Regions from separate parts of the Homo sapiens genome. Here region 1 is linked to region 2. A link is a loop called in an ENCODE intact Hi-C map of the cell type or tissue named here. Cell type or tissue: IMR-90. All regions are shown on one strand. Links, peaks and the distances in the headings refer to the core of each region. The heading gives the core; the rest is flanking DNA. Region 1 has its middle 17 kb from the start of MUSK. Region 2 overlaps LPAR1 (lysophosphatidic acid receptor 1).

What was found. A loop is a pair of places that touch in the nucleus more often than their neighbours do. Peaks named below come from ENCODE experiments on the same cell type or tissue, not always from the same donor. Only the 100,000 strongest peaks of a DNase experiment are listed, where the experiment ranks them.
Region 1: a loop joins it to region 2, with 3 times the contacts of the local background. A loop is called at or near these places in 4 of 110 quality-filtered maps.

What each region holds. Positions count from the first base shown.
Region 1 is chr9:110,647,219-110,655,567 of GRCh38, reverse strand. No RefSeq gene overlaps it. Among named protein-coding and RNA genes, the nearest start is that of MUSK, 17 kb to the left of the region's middle. In IMR-90, for the core only: no CTCF peak of the experiment used is centred there; DNase peaks (open chromatin) are centred at 4,367, 5,097 and 8,037; H3K27ac peaks cover 4,403 bases.
Region 2 is chr9:110,915,276-110,923,624 of GRCh38, reverse strand. All of the region lies in intron 5 of LPAR1 (lysophosphatidic acid receptor 1), which reads left to right. Among named protein-coding and RNA genes, the nearest start is that of LPAR1, 120 kb to the left of the region's middle. RefSeq lists an enhancer at 8,066-8,235. In IMR-90, for the core only: no CTCF peak of the experiment used is centred there; DNase peaks (open chromatin) are centred at 3,724, 4,714, 5,124 and 7,064; H3K4me3 peaks cover 299 bases; H3K27ac peaks cover 4,206 bases.

The DNA.
Region 1 (8,349 bases), core at 309-8,308, 270 kb after region 2:
TTTGTGCATTTATTTCTCATCTTCTTTCATATTACATATATACATAGAAAATGTGTTAAATGGGATTTTATGTACATTGCACATTTTTATACATTTTACTATAATTGGTTATTATACATTTTCTTCCAATATATAGGTATACTCTAATCTGTGTAATCACCTACTTTAGTTACTTCCAATTTCTAATCATTAGGAAGAAAATGTCAACATCTCATCCATTCTTTTCATATGCAATCCTCAAACTATGGCATTCAGGTGAAAATAGAAATGGAGTTACTGAATCAAAGTCTGTGAATATTTATGAGTTTCTTGATCTGTGTTTCCAAATTTCCTTTCAGATATTTTCAACAATGTACATTATATCATGACATTGTTATTTTTGAACTATGATAAATTGACAGGAAAAAAATTATCTTGTGTTATTTTGTGTTAGTGTCAGATTTAACCTTTTGTAGTATGCATATTCACCATTAATACTTCTTTTTCAAATTGTGTGATTTTGTTCTTAGTCATTTTTCACCTAGAATAGCTTTTTCTTATTTAATTTATAAAATCACTATATATTAAGAACTTTTAGTATTACATACACTGCCTACCTTTTCCTCATTTGTTCCATTTGCTTTTTATGATTGAAAGAAGGAAGATTTTAACTTTTATGAAGCCTAATTTACCAGAGATTTTCTGTATGCCCTCTCGCTAGCCTCTGCTTATATGTTCATAAAAGGTCTCTGGATCTCAAGAAAAGATAATCACCTATATCTTCTTCTAGACCATCTAAAAGTTTGTTATATCTACATTAATTGTTTCAATTGATTTTTTAGCATATGATGAAAGTTTGAAACATGACATCATTTTTTAAAAGTATCAATTGTTCCAATACCATGTATTGAGTAATATTTTATAATGTTCATCCCCATTGATGGGATATTCAAATCCCACCTTTTTAGTACATTCTATTTTTCAAGAAAATAAGGTGGGGCAAGGAAAGGCAAACAGGAATTACCTTGAGTGACAACTAAGATGATTGCACAGGGCACTGTGTTAAAACATATTCTGGAACAACTTTAGGATCAAAATGGAGTGCTGTGATTAATTACTGATGTCTCTCATGAGCACATAAGTGGGAGTGGAATAATAAATATGCTTTATACATATACATTGTGTTTCATTAATGTCTATTCTTGACCTGCTATCATATATTGTAGGTATGTGTACCTAATAATATAGTCATTATAAAATATAAAGAAAAGTTTATAAAATTACTATGAGAAAATGGCAAATCTATAACCATTGTGGAAGATTTTTAACACATCTCTCTATAATTGATAATTCAAGTATACAAATTATAGTTTTTATAAGTCCTTTTTGTTTGATAAGGAGAAAGTGAATAACAGATGAGTAATTGTACAAGATATTTGAGTTTGATTCAATTCTGAGGACAGTGCACTAGTTTAATCTGTGGGATATTCATGTGGACACAGGATATAACCTTGTCTTAGGGACTGAAAACAGCAGAGCCCCTATGTGAGAAAATAAAAGGATGGAGATTCCAACAAGTGAGAAGGTGAACAAATTAAGGCTCAAATATAGAAAGCCACTTCCTAAAGTCCCGATTTAGGATTAAGTATTATAATGTCCTCAAAGGAAAGAAAAGAAGATGTTTTGAAATGAATATTTTAATTCCAGGTAAAAGATGCTCAATTGTGAATGAAAATAAGCTCTTTGAGTAGCAGCTACAGCTAATGACCAGAGGGTGCACTACAGGTATATACAGGATAAGAAAATTTGAAAAGGGTGGTTGCCCTTACTTTGGTCATTTTAGCAATGCATTTTCATATATTATTGTTGTCAGTATTTTGTCATTGAAAATAACAGACGTAATACATAAAAAATAATTGATAAAAGTTGTGATGATCAAAATACCAATTTATCAAAAAACAGAATCTTGTTTGTACCATGCTTTAGTGCAAATCCAAAATGTCATAAACCAGCCCTATTAGCCACTCAATAAATGTTGAATGAATGAGCCAGAGAGTAAGACTCTTAACAACTATACAGCCAACTTAACAACCAAGATTTGCCTTACAACATAATAATATATAATTGTTAAATAAGGTGTTTTGCCCCATAGTAAAGCCCTTACAACAATATAAAACAAATACAATAATGACCACCTCTTTTTTATAAAATAAAAAAGTTATTATATAGTTATATGTTATAGAACATATATATAGTTATTATGTTCTTATTTTTTCCTTTCTAAATTTTATGATTTCCACCTGTAATATTGTTGTTCATAGTTCACTGTTACAGAGATGTCCCTCCCAACAACTTGGAAATAAGAACACAGTTGCCATCAGAGTTAAGTTCTGAAATCTATGCATAATAGATCAGTACACATCAGTACATTCAAAACATTGTGAAAATAAGATAAAATATATTTCATGTGAAAACTAACACAAGAACAGAAAAGCAAACACCGCATGTTCTCACTCATAAGTGGGAGTTGAACAATGAGAACACATGGACACAGGGAGGGGAACATCACACACGAGGCCTGTCAAGGGTTGAGGGGCTAGGGGATGGATAGTATTAGGAGAAATACCTAATGTAGTTGACGGGTTGATGAGTGCAGCAAACCACCATGACATGTGTATACCTATGTAACAAACCTGCACATTCTGTACATGTATCCCAGAACTTAAAGTATAATAAAAAAATTATTTCATGCTGAAAGGGCTTTGGTATAATCTGTTTTAATAGTCACTTATTTAATTTAAGAATTTTATAATAAAAAAGGTGGTTCTATTAAACCTTGGAAACATAAATAAATATCTCCAGAGGTTAGTATTGATAGTACTATTCCAGTAACGTCCCAAGAAAGCTGAGTTTTAGAAATTAGGCTTTCGACTTTTCTTAGAATTATTCTTTGTAAGATGATATTAACAGCTAACTCTGCTTGAGTGCTTACTCTGTGCCAATCACTGACTGTTCCAAGTATTTTGTATCTATTATTTAATCCTCATTGGAATTTAATCCTCATTAGATGGTATAATACCTATGAGGTAGGTATTATACTATCATTTTCTCATTTTACAGATAAGGAAACTAATTTTGTAATTTGCAGCCTCACGTGGTTATTAAGAAGCAGAGAGATGATTTCAATTAAGGAAGCCTGAATCCAGCACCTGTGCTCTCAGCCGCTACCTTGTACATTCATGTATTCATTCAACAAATGTGTACTGAATGCTCCTAGCTATGCCAGGCACTGTGCTAGATGCTGAGAATAGTAGAGCTCAAAACAAATACGCGTGCTCTCCTGGAGCTTACAATCTAGAGGCAGACAAAACTTAAAACAACAAATAAATGTAGAGCTACAGATTGAGACAAGTGTTACAAAAGAAAATTACAGAGTGCTCTGGAGTATACATCAGGGCCCCTTCTTAGATAAGAAGACTAGGAATGGTTTCTCTAAGAAAGTGATAATTAAGCTAAGATTAAATGGATTACTAAAAGTAAGCAGAGAATGGGGGTGGGAGAATGTGCCAGGCTTTGGTAAGAGCATGGCAAAGTGTTTCTAATCCCTTTGACAAGATCTCATAGGGAGATAAATATATCTCTCTTAGGCCAGTGCCATTAAAATAAATTTCTCTGTGTACCCTTATTCTGACTTCATATTTAATAAAATCTTATCAGTTGGCTTCATGTATAGTTTGACAATAAGAGGAGAATGCACTTATTATGTAGACTTTTAGTATACTGATTATTATGAGTCCTCTCCCCTTATAAATTAATAAATGTGCATTTATACCTATCTCCAGTACCTTCTCTTCTTGTTACCAAGCTTATAAGCAACTTCAGATCCTGAGCCTTCAAAGCAGAAGACCAGATCCTTAAATGGAATGACCTGGATTCCAGATTGAGCTCCCACCCAGCTCCAAGCTGCCTTTCCTTTAAATGCTTGTATTGGATCTCTCTTATTGGTGAAGTTTTATAAATATGCAATATTTGGTAAAGTGGGAAAAAAGACGAATTATTTTATATTAAAAAAAGAATAATAGATTTAGTGAGCACACAATCCATGATTATTCTGGTTAGTTTTACTGAAAAGAAAGTCTATCTGGGACAGAGTCTGAATGAAATAATGTTTTGAATATTTAGGGAATAAAACAGACACCATTCTTGTCTTAGCAGTCATGTGCTGAGTGAGTAATGCTGGTATTGTTTTACGAGATTGTTTTAGTATAAAACCGTAGTAAACTGTGCTGGAAAGTATTTCCCCACTACAAGCATGGAAACGAGACTTACTCATAATATTTATTTCTTCTCCAGAGTGCCTTTGCAGACCTGAAACATCTGAACTAACAAAAGGCCTCCAATTTATAATATAACACAGCTGCTCCGAGGATTGCGTGCGGGCATATGTGTGTGCATGATGGGAGGGGATTTCCTTGTATGTATTCATTTATGTGCCCTCTGGAGAAGGGGCAAGTTCAGTCCAACTGGAATTCTAAGTGCCTCTTACTGGGCATTTGTTATATGTAAAAAGCTGGCTCATGTCTAAAGTATCTTCCAGGCAGCGTGCAGCTGAGAGCCATATAAGAGAAGACTGTATATTGTTTAGGAACAGTGATGCTAATGGGTAGCATTTTCACAGCGAACAATTAGTTTTTCTACCACTGAAGAACAGTGTATTTATTATAAAGAAATGGGAATTATACAGAAACTGTCATCAGAAGATATGTTTCTATCATTATTTTCTATTATTAGTTATTCACAATCAGTAAGTTCACTTCCAACACATGTACTATACTTTTAACAGAGCAGAAACAATAAGGCTATCAGTATCACAGTTTAGTTCTTTCTTTATTCTTCACTTTTGTTCTTCCAAACTGTCAAAGCATGATTAATCTTGAATGTTACCAATTTAGAAAAAAATCTAGATATTCTAATAAATTGTTTTCTTCTTTTCTTTCCCATCTCTTTTCCAAACCTATTTATTCATTTAACTAACTGAACTTGACGCCAGGAATGCGGTGACAGGTGGATTAGTCTCTACCAGAGAACTCACAGTCTGGCTAGGGAGATGGGTGACTATATCAACAACTATGAGAGAGTGCAATAAGTGTTAGGCATGTTTAGAGCTCTTGGGAGAACAGAGTATGGGCACTTACAGGAGTTAGGCAATCATGGGGGCAGTCTGAGATGACCACCCCGCCCCACAAAGAGAGGACAGTGCTTGAACTAAGCAGTTGTTAACTGGGTAGATGTGAAGGCAGGGAGAGCAGCAGAGCTCACAGAAAACAGCCTACAAGATGTCAGGATCTGAGAGATACATGCCATGTCTTTTCTGGCCTAGTCTGTTTTTCCCTTGTACCTTTCCCTGAATGCCAAGTGCAAGTCATGAGACAAGGATTCAAAGAGGTGAAATAAAATCAGAGAACAAATTGGTATCGGTTTGCGTTCTGGAGGAAAGTGGCCAGTTGACAACAGACAGATATTTTACATGTTCTCCCCCAGTAACTAGTGAAATCACCCAGAAAATGGTGAAATGACTACATTCACATCAGAAACTAGGGAACCATCCAAATGCTAGAATTTCTGTTACTTACAGGGCAGAGGAGACATGTATGAAGAAGGCTGAGCAGGACTGGCTTGCAAATCACTTACCTTAGAAAGCAGAACCTTTCAAAAATTAACAAGAGATTTTGAACGTCATAGATACCATTATTTATCTAGTCTAGGACTTGGATAAGTAATGGACCACCCAATCAGAGGAAAATCTCGTTCTTTGAGGGCCTTTGGCAGAGGCTGCCTGCTCACCAGATTTCAGTGCTGTAGCTGCCTAGGGAGAGTGTAACGGGATTCAGGAGTAGCTATCCCATGAGGTCTGGGCCATAGATGGCTTTATCAAGTCACTGGCTGCTGGCAAGGGTGACATTGGAAAACTTTTGTCAAGGTCTAGGTCACTAACTGTTCAGAATGCTAAAACTGGGGGTTGATGAAGGCAGGTGAGGAACGATCTCCTGCAGGAGGCACATTTTCATTCGGTTCTCATAGTTTTTCATATACTGCACCAGGAATGGGGTACAGCCATAAATGATTTCGCACCGTTAGGTAAGTGTTGAGAGACACAGATGAAAAACTCTCCTGAAATGAGATGTACCTGCCAGGACTACCTACGGCCCCAGATCACTATGCACTCAATCTGGGCTACTGGATGAAGGAGTTAGAGATTAGGCTTCATTATGAAGACTCAAGTGAAGTATGGGAAAATATAAGGGGAATCCAGGCATCCTACTTATAGGGAGATGTATTAGGCCTTTAACAAAAGAATGAATGAACAGAAGAGACTCTTTCATCAAAAGTGGAAAAAATAGACCTTAAGAAAAATAAAAGTAAATTATTATAAAAAAAAGAAACAAAATTTTATTACGTGAGTAATAAGTATTCAAAATGTTAAAATTTCAGTTATAGTATATATATGTTTGTGTGCGTATGCTTGTGTGTGTGTACTTTTTGCTACTTAACATCCAGAACTTCTCCCCTCCCACACTTGGGGACTTGAGAAGAAGTCAAAATCCAGCCTTACATTAAAGAAGCTGACGGTTCCAGATCTCTTCCCCTTGCAGGCAAAGCCAGGTGGGCACGTGACCAGGATCAGCCAATGGGATGCTCCTGACCATGGCATTGACTCTTGAGTAAGTCAAGCCAAAGCAAAAAGGCACTGGAGAATACATTCACTGTCATGGTGCACAGCAGCAGCCGAGTCTGGAGCAGCAGTATTGGTGACAAGATGTCACCAGAGCCCATCTGCTCCTAGGCATGACTTTGACTAAACTGTTGTGCCTCCCACCTAGCTTTCCTTGGCTTTTACCCATTTTTTCAAGTTTTATTCTCTAGCCTTCCTGTTGATACTATAAACTTCACAACAGTCTTCTAGTAATTCCTTTTCAGCCTAAGTTAGGCAGAGCTGATATTAATTGGCAACACCTAATACAACACATACAGAAATGTTTTGTTTTTGTTTTTTGAGTCAGTGCCTCCCTCTCTTGCCCAGGCTGGTGCAGTGGCACAATCATAGCTCACTCTAGCCTCGAACTCCTGGGCTCAAGTGATCCTTCTGCCTCAGCCTCCAGAGTAGCTGGGACTACAGGAGCACACCACTATGCCCAGCTAATTTTTTTTTTAAATGTATAGATGTGGGTTTTGCTGTGTTGTCCAGGCTGGTCTTGAACTCCTGGGCTCTAGTGATCCTCCCACCTTGGCCTCCCAAAGTGCTGGGATTACAGGCATGAGCCACAGTGCCTGGCCTGGAATTTTTTTTTTTCCCCAAAAGTTTTGCTTAATGAAAAAGTGCATTTCTACTGTCTCCTGGGCATTTAGAGTTTTCACAGACATAAGCATGTAAAATTTTCTTGTCATAACTGATGAAGATTCAGTGCTGGGATCCCGCCAAAGTGATGTCCTAGTAGTTGGCACTCAGCTTCCCTGTGTTGTTGCCTGTTCTGATTGGCGTCTTGCTCCCCGTAAACAGAGGTCATTGATCACAACTACTCTTCGAACATACTCATTAGTATCAACCACCTTCTGCATTTGTACCTGATGCTCTCTACATTTCTCTTACCTGGTTGAAAACCCTAGTTCCAACCTTTTCCATCACCATGACTTACATGCTAGGCCCTGTGCTATCTCACAGCTGAATCGGGTTAAAAATGTGACCTAATTAATCGTGTGGTACACACAGGCCTAAATCCTATTTTGAATACAAGCCAATTGTATTTCTTTCAAATGGGTGTCATAAAAGCTTTAGCAAGAACTTCTCATAGCTCAAAGAGAGACATGCCTGATTTATGATTTCTTGATAGCACTTAACATTTTATTTGGATTTAGAGATAACTCTAGATACATCAATCAAACAAGCTGTTTTCAAATCCTTCTGCTCAGCTGTTCCCGGTGCCAGATTGTCTAACAAATAGAAGCATAAACAGATGTAATTTGTGACTTGTGGAGACCATTCTCTGTCATGCAATAGGCCAGCTGGTGGCACGAGCCATAGTACAGTCCACAGCCTGACTCACAGGCATCAGGCTTCTCACTCCTCATACACGTGAGCAATGTTTAAAGATCACAGTTACATAAAAGTTTATTCTGGAAAATTCATTTAAATATTTGCTTACAAACTTGATTGTTGAAAGATGGTATTTTATCATAACATGTATCCTCATAATCAGACCTTGCAAAGTAGAACTTTTGTTACCTGATTTAAAAAAATGTAGCTATGGTAATTTGTAAAATAAAACTTTGGCAAAAGAACCAACAGCATGTATGATTGATAGCCCAGAAAAA
Region 2 (8,349 bases), core at 203-8,202:
ACATCTCCATAAATCCATCGTAAATTGAAAATATTGTAAGTTGAAAATGCATTTAATACACATAACCTTGGAACATCATAGCTTAGCCTATCCTACCTTAAACATGCTCAGAACACTTACATTAGCCTACAGTTGGCCAAAATAATCTAACACAAAGCCTATTGTACAATAAAGTGTTGAATATCTCATCGATTTATTGAATACTGAAATGAAAGTGAAAAACAGAATGGTTGTATGGGTACCCAAAGTACAGTTTCTAAGGAATGGGTGTATCACTTTTACACTGTCATAAAGTCAAAAAATCCTAAATCAAACCATTGTAAGTCAGGGACCGTCTGTATAAGATGCCAAGTTTATAAGTACTTGGTAGGTACTATTATAAAATACATGATACATAACTTGTTTTCATCAGATTATCATATTGCCATGCTGAAATCTAAAGTCCCTGAATTAATCCTCATTGTGGCAGATCTTTATTATGTCTTGAGCAGGACCAGACCACAAGGGTCAGGACCCATGATGCTTCTAGGACTCAGTGGGGCAAGTCTCCTTTGTATTGAGTGGTGTTGCCATGTCAAAGCATGGACACAGAGAGGAGAATATCACACACTGGGGCCTGTTGGGGGTTGGGGGGCTGAGGGAGGGATAGCGTTAGGAGAAATACCCAATGTGGATGATGGGTTGATGGGTGCAGCAAACCACCATGGCACGTGTATACCTATGTAACAAACCTGCACGTTCTGCATATGTACCCCAGAACTTAAAGTATAATAATAATAATAATAATAATAATAATAATATAATAATAAGACCTTGAAAACAGATATGCAACTCACTGCTGAGATCCTTTACTTTTCTATCTTCCCTAGACAACTTTAATCCCTAAGTAATATTCCCATGACGTCTCAGTTCAGTGCTCATACTGTCTCAGTTTTTTTACAGTGCCCCAAAGCTAAAAGAAATACCTAACAGTTTCATTTATTAAATCAACTTAATAAGTATATTCAACTTAATTAGTTAATTCAACTTAATACGTATATAGGTCCTGATAAATTAGTAGCCATTTTGTAAAACAAAACCATATAAATTGAAAGAATTATCATTTTTATCTAATCCTTCATATTTACTAAGGTATGTATGCACCTGTTGGGCACTGCACAACTTTTCAAAACTTGAATTCAGATTGGAAACCACCATCTTCATTTTCTGTTCCACACTGAGTTTTATGTTTACACTTCATTTTTATTATAGCAGATATCATATTGCAAGGACATGATGTCATTGAAAGGAATGTAATGCCATTTAATGTTGAAGCGCTGAACTACTTTATGCTCGTAGTTCAGAGGGTGTCTGAGAGATGTCGAGTGTTAGCTGCCCTCAAATTAAAAATATCTAGTAGCATTCCTCTGAATTCACTGTGGCACCCCAAGGTTCCTGGGGGCACAGTTTGGGAACCAGAGTCTTACAGTATTTCTGGTTTCTGGCTTTACTTCAGTTTTGTTTTCTTTCATCTCATTGACTCTTCTTCCCCAGTTCCTACTTTTATTTCTTGGTTCCAGCTCTCTGGTTACTTTCTCCGCTGCTCAGGTCCGCTCTCTGCATACTCACCATCAAGCAGCAGCAGTCTCTGTAACTTCTGGACCTTTGCAGACCTAGATGCAGCCCCGTAGGCTCTGATGTGGTTTGGTAGCTGGCTGTAGGTCAATTGATGTGTTCTAAATTCTACAGGACTTCTTCAGTTCACAACTCCAGGGAGCATTACGTCCATCATAACCTGCCCTAATGGCATGCCTTTCATGTGGCTGGCCATTAGCTTCTGTCTGTGGCGGTCTCCCTGCAATGTGGGTGGGCTTGTCCTCCACATCAGGTCTCCTAGCTCACTAGGAACACTCTGCTTTATAACAACAAGACCACCTGTATGCTGAGACCACATCTCATCGCTCCTTTTCTTGGAGTATCAACCCGGAAAATGTATTTGAAACAGTTGAGTGGTTAATTGTGGACTCCGGATTAACCTGCTTAATTTTTTTTATCATAGGTTTACTACTTACTCTTTAACTTCCTGAAACTTCAGATTCCTCATCTGTAAAATAGAGATAATTGACTTCCTTCATGTGAGAATCAAATGAAAAGTTATGTGATGCCCTTTAGTCAATGTCTGACATTTATTAAATGTTAACTGTTACTATATTTTTCTGACAGTAATTTCGTAATTTACTTTTAACTATTTTAATGTCTTTAGGAACAGAGTAATAAACTACTGGCTCTTAAAGTTTAGTTTGTCAGTTCATGAGAGGAAACATAAATATTGAAAGGAAAAATACATTCATATAATTTCCTTTAATTAAACTGAGATAAGATCTTGCTCTGTCACCTATACTGGAGTACAGTGGCTAGATCACAGCTCACTGCAGCCTCAACCTCCTGGTCTCAAGCCATCGTCCTACCTCACCCTGTTTTTTGTTTTGTTTTGTTTTTTGTTTTGTTTTTTGAAACAGGGTTTTGCTCTGTCACACAGGCTGGAGTACAGTAGCGATCCTTGCTTACTGCAGCTTCAAACTCCTGGGCTCAAGGGATTCTCCCACTTTAGCCTCGTGTGCAGCTAGGACTATAGTCAAGCGCCGTAACGTCTGGCTAATTAAAAAAAAAAAAATTTGTTGTTGTTGTTGAGATGGGGTCTCATTATGTTTCCCAGGCTGGTCTGGGACTCCTGGCCTCAAGTATTCCTCCCACATCAGTCTCCCAAAGTGCTGAGAATACAGGCATGGGCCACTGTGCCTGGCCACATTTGGTTTATATATACTACAATATCTTTGTAGACATATTATCTGTGATGATTTTTATGAAATTGTAGGTATGATAGTGCAGATAGTGTTTTACCCATTTTAGAGATGGTAAAACAGATTCAGAGAGATGACGTGAATTACTGAAGGAAATTAAGTATTTGCTAGACCCCATACCCTAACCTAGGACTTGTAGTTTCAATGCTGGTGCTCATTACTTGCTATTTTGTTGCCTTTAGTATTTCAAAAGGTAAAAACAAAAGAGGAAGGGAAGAAAAAAAGGAAAAGAAGATTGTTATTCTCTGATGTCTTTTTAAACAATGAAAATTTGCTATTTCTGCTGTGTCTAGTATATATAAGTATTATAATGATTTTAATTAGTGCATAAAAATCACAACAGTTGAAAAAAATTGCCAATGCTCTCTCATTAGAAATAATTTCAAAAGATAAATTGCTTATCGACCTTACTTGAACTATGCATCCAAAGCATTGTATTCATCACTCAGAAAAGTATAATGTAAGCATTGGTAAGTTTGATTTCCAGTTGACAGAAAAATGCTTCAGAAAAAGAGACAAACTTTCCCTTCCCCCCATTCTCTACTTTTCCAAATATTCAGATGCCTAAACCTTCCACCCATGCTAGAGCTGTTGCTGCCTAACCACCTTCTGGGCACAATGGCATGGAAATACATAATCAGGGTATAATTTTGTGCAGGGCAGAGAGAACATGCTATTATGGAATCAAGTCTCAGCTGAATAGCCTGGCCTTTGGCTGTGTTTTGATCTCAGTGCTAAAATGGAAATGAAACGTTGCCTCCTCCTTTGTGGCCTATACAAAGTTTGCTGATTCTGTGCTCATTTGGTGATTTTCATGCCCAAGTAGGTGAAGGGAGAACAACTACGTACATAGATGTGCAGCTTTGGGGTTGAAGGCATTGATGTGTGTGTGCTGAGTCACTATGACAATCTAAAGAGGACTCTCTGGTGGCTGATTAGAAAATTGTGGAAGTTACAGGCTGTCTGGGTTAAACATTTCCTGGTTTATTGGAGGCAGATTTCCTTGGGCCAGCAAGCATTGAAACTCCCACAGTGGTGTCATGTGATGGTTCTCCAGCGAAGCATTTTGGATATGGTGACAGCTGCTTTAGTTTAAGTATCTGGAACATCTAATGTGGGAGAACTTGGCTAAGTGATGTGAGAAGTTAAGAGAGGAGTCTGAAGTTTCCGTTACATTTTTTTCTGTTTAGTGGATTAAAAGGCAATTCCCATGCAAATTGTCTCTGTCTTTAGGTGTTGTATTCATTTTCTATGCTACATCGCAAATTGTCACAGACTTAGTGGTTTAAAACACACCCATGAATTATCTCTCAGTCTCTGTAGGTTAAAAGTCCAGGCATGCTTAGCTGGGTTCTGTGCTTGGGGTCTCACAAGCTGAAGTCTGCGTACCAGTTGGGTTGCATTCTCATGTGGAGGCTCGACTAGGGAAGGATCTGCTTCAAGTTCCTTAGGTTGCTGGTAGAATTCATTTCCTTGTGACTGTAGAATTCATGGCAACTTGCATCTTCAAGGCCAGCAATGGGCGGAGGCAGGGGGTGGGCAGAGGGAGAGAGGGAGGGAGAGATAGAGGGAGAGAGAGAGAAATCTGTACTTCTTCCAGTCTCTGGCCTCTGTGAGAGCTCACTTAAGTCAGTCCAACTGACCCAGGGTAATCTCCCTTTTGAGCAATTTATTGTCAATTTAATTACATATGCAAAACCCCTTCACTTTTGCTATTTGACAGAACCTAATCAAGGGAGTGGCATCCTATAACTGTATTCTATGGCTAGAAGCAAGTTACAGGTTCTGCTCACACACCAGGGGAAGGGGGACTACACAAGAGTGTGACTCATTTTGGAACATCTTAGGGTGTGTCCACCATAGATGTACCATTTTGAGTACAGATGGAAAAAAAAAAACCAGCTTTTCAAAAATGCTGTTTTAAAGGAATTGATGTTGTTAGGTTGAAGGCTAAAGGATGGAATGTTATGTATTTAAATGTATACTTAGTTTTTAAAAAGTTTTTGCCAGGAATATTAGTCATCTGTTAAAGAATGTATCATCTAGTACTTTCTTTTTGAAGTTTTCTTTAATTTTGGCTACAGAGACATTACTCTTCTCTGAGTCTCATATCTCTTTACCTGTTCCTTCACTTCCCCTTCCTTCATCCCTTCTGTTTGTTTTTGAAATGCTGCATCTCTAACCTGACAGTTCCTTCTGTCCACTCACCTCAAGGATGGCTAGAAATCTTATATCCAGACCGCTTACTTCCTGAACACAGTGGCATGGAAACACATAATCATGATGTAATCATGAGCCTGTACATAAGCCAGCTACTCTGTTGGGTTCAGGTTGTAACCTGAGTGTCTGCAGAATGGCCTGTGGGTGAGAGACCTTAGATTGTTTCAATCTCACTGTTAAAATATAAATGAAAATTTATTTTCTTTTTGGTATAGGAAACATGCTGGTTTCATTCATGTTGGGTGGTTCTTATGTCCAATAGCAGTCTTACATAAACAGTCTTACAGAAGTGTACAGAGTATGTGCCTGTTTATTTATACTTAATCTTTTATTTAAAAAAGGATTTGGCTGGTGCAGTGGCTCACACCTATAATTCTAGCACTTTGGGAGGCCAAAGTGGATGGATTGCTTGAGCTTAGGAGTTCGAGACCAGCCTGATGACATGGAAAAACCCCATCTCTACAAAAAAACAAACAAACAAACAAAAAACAAAAGTTAGTTGGGCATGGTGGTGCATGCCTCTTGTCCCAGCTACTTGGAAGGCTGAGTTGGAAGGATAGCATGAGGCCTGTAGGTGGAGGCTACAGTGAGCTGTGATCGTGCCACTGTACTACAGCCTGGGTGGCAGAGCGAGACCCAGTCTCAAAACAAAGTATTTAAGACAGCTTAAAAAGATGCATTCAGTTCAGAGGACAAAGTTGAGTTTAAAATAAGCAAGAAAAAGGAGGGAAAGGGAAAAAGAAATCTAAGAAAATGACATGGAGTCAGGTAAAGACATACTTTCTAGCAGTTAATGAAGATGTAAAACACAATAACGTTCATGATTTGGTGGCCATAAAGTAAAATCAGGAGAAATAACCCTTCTAAGTACTGAGTCCAAAGAGACATTTCTCATTTGGGTATTGCTCTGTGATGGATGCATCAGCTATGATGTGATGTTCTGGAGAGCTCTACATTCTTTATGGCACATTCAGTACCATGTCCCATAAAGTCATGCCATATCATTTCTCAGTGAAGGTTGGTGGTCTGTAACCAAAGTGCAGTTCAATGAAAGCAATTCTGTGGGGCTTAAAGATATAGCCCAGTCATGTGGCTTTCTAATATATTGGTTGGCTCCCTCAAGAATCAGGTTTAGCATAGTGTTTCTTAGTCTTATTAAAAACGTATTGCCCTGCCCCTGAAAAGCTTAAGAACTTTATTATTATTATTATTTTTGAGATGGAATTTCGCTCTTGTCATCTAGGCTAGAGTGCAATGGCACAATCTTGGCTCACTGCAGCCTCCACCTCCCAGGTTCAAGTGATGCTCCTTCCCCAGCCTCCCAAGTAGCTGGGATTACAGGCATGTACCACCATGCCTGGCTAATTTTTTTTTTTTTTTTGTATTTTTAGTAGAGACGAGGTTGCACTTTGTTAGCCAGGCTGGTCTTGAACTCCTGACCTCAGGTGATCCACCCGCCTTGGCTTCCCAAAGTGCTGGGATTACAGCCGTGAGCCGCTGTACCCGGCCAAGAACATTTTAAAGTTTTTTTCATACCTTAGCTTATATTTGAAAAGAAGTTATTTTATCTTCCAACTACAAAGTTATTACAATATTGACAATATACACACTCAGCACTAGTTAATCTGCCCTCAACAACCTTAAAAAAAAAAAAAAGACTTTATTTTGGCCTATCCAAAAGAATGAATTATATAGTTTTCCATGCATATTGTTACAGTTATTTTTTCCAAGTTTAAAAAATATTATCTTTGTTGCTGACATCTGGATATACCTTTTTTATAATTTCTAGTTAAAGTGAGTGGAGTTTTTTTAGGGGGTGGTTTGGGAGTAATTAGCATTCTCTAGAGAAAACTGGAGGACTTTAAAAAGACATCTGCCTCATTAGGAGGCTGTTCCACCTCAGCTACAAGACAGAAGAGGAAAAAAAGTATGGCCAACCCAAGGGTTTCTGCATAATAATAATGGTCTTCCTACGGAGGGTCTGAGTGATCCAGGCCACCTGGGTCTGAGTCACAAAGCCTGCATGCAATACTTATTATTCACTAATTTATTTCTGGTTATAAAAGTAAATCGTATCCTATGTCAATGTTTTATAGTATACAGAATCATTTAAGTAAGGTTACAAAAGTGATTCTGAACTTGACCACCACCATTTTGACATACTTCCATCCAGTGTATTTTTTTCTTGTGCCAATATAGCATAGTGGCTAAGAACAAAGGCCTCTGGAGGCATCCAGATTTAGAGTAAGATCCCAGCTCCGTCATTCCTAGCTGTATTGCCCAGAGAAGTTTCTTGACCTCTTTGAACCTCAGTTTCCTCATTTGTAAAATACAGGCAGTCCCATCTCGTAAGGTTATTGCCAGGGACTACATGAGAAGTATATTCAATGAGGTTATTAGCACAGTGCCAATTATATGACAGACCTCAGTAGATACTGGCTATTGCATGCTACATGTGTGTATACATGCATTTAAATGTATATAGTAGTATTATATAATTGATATCATACTCAAGTTTCCCTTATCCTTTAAATTTAACATCTAACATTTTAACCATAAGGTTATATCACTGTATACTTACCTGTTTGTTTGATTTTAGTCATTCATGTTATTACCATGATTTTCATATTGATAATTTGATAACTTATATTGACAGAAGTGAGAAGTAAGACACTCAGAAGTAAGCAAGAGAGGAAAAGAAGGCACACTCGTTCAATTTTTCTTCTTTCTCAGGGTAGTCAGTGTTTCGTTTTTGATGATAACGTATGGAAAAATAGCTAAAATCTACATCTAAGGAATTTAAACCATTCATATCCATTTACATCTTCATAATTCCAGAAATTTATTCTAAGAAAAATGAGTATGTACAAATATATGATTGTGGTTATATGTGTACATACACATGTGGACATATGTATGTGTGTATATATACATGTACACATTTTGAATAATATGTTCACAGATTAAATTCTAGAGATGGAATTACAGATACTTTTTTGTTGTATATTCTCTTTTTTGAGAGACAGAGTCTCACTCTGTCTCCCAGGCTGGAGTGCAATGGCGTGATCTCTGCTCACTACAACCTCCACCTCCCAGGTTCAAGTGATTCTTCTTCTGCTTCTGCATCAGCCTTCCAAGTAGCTGGGATTACAGGCACATGCCACCACCCCTGGCTAAGTTTTGTATTTTTAGTAGAGATGGGGTTTCACTATGTTGGTCAGGCTGGTCTCCAACTCTTTACCTCCAGTGATCTGCCTGCCTCAGCTTCCCAAAGTGCTGGGATTACAGG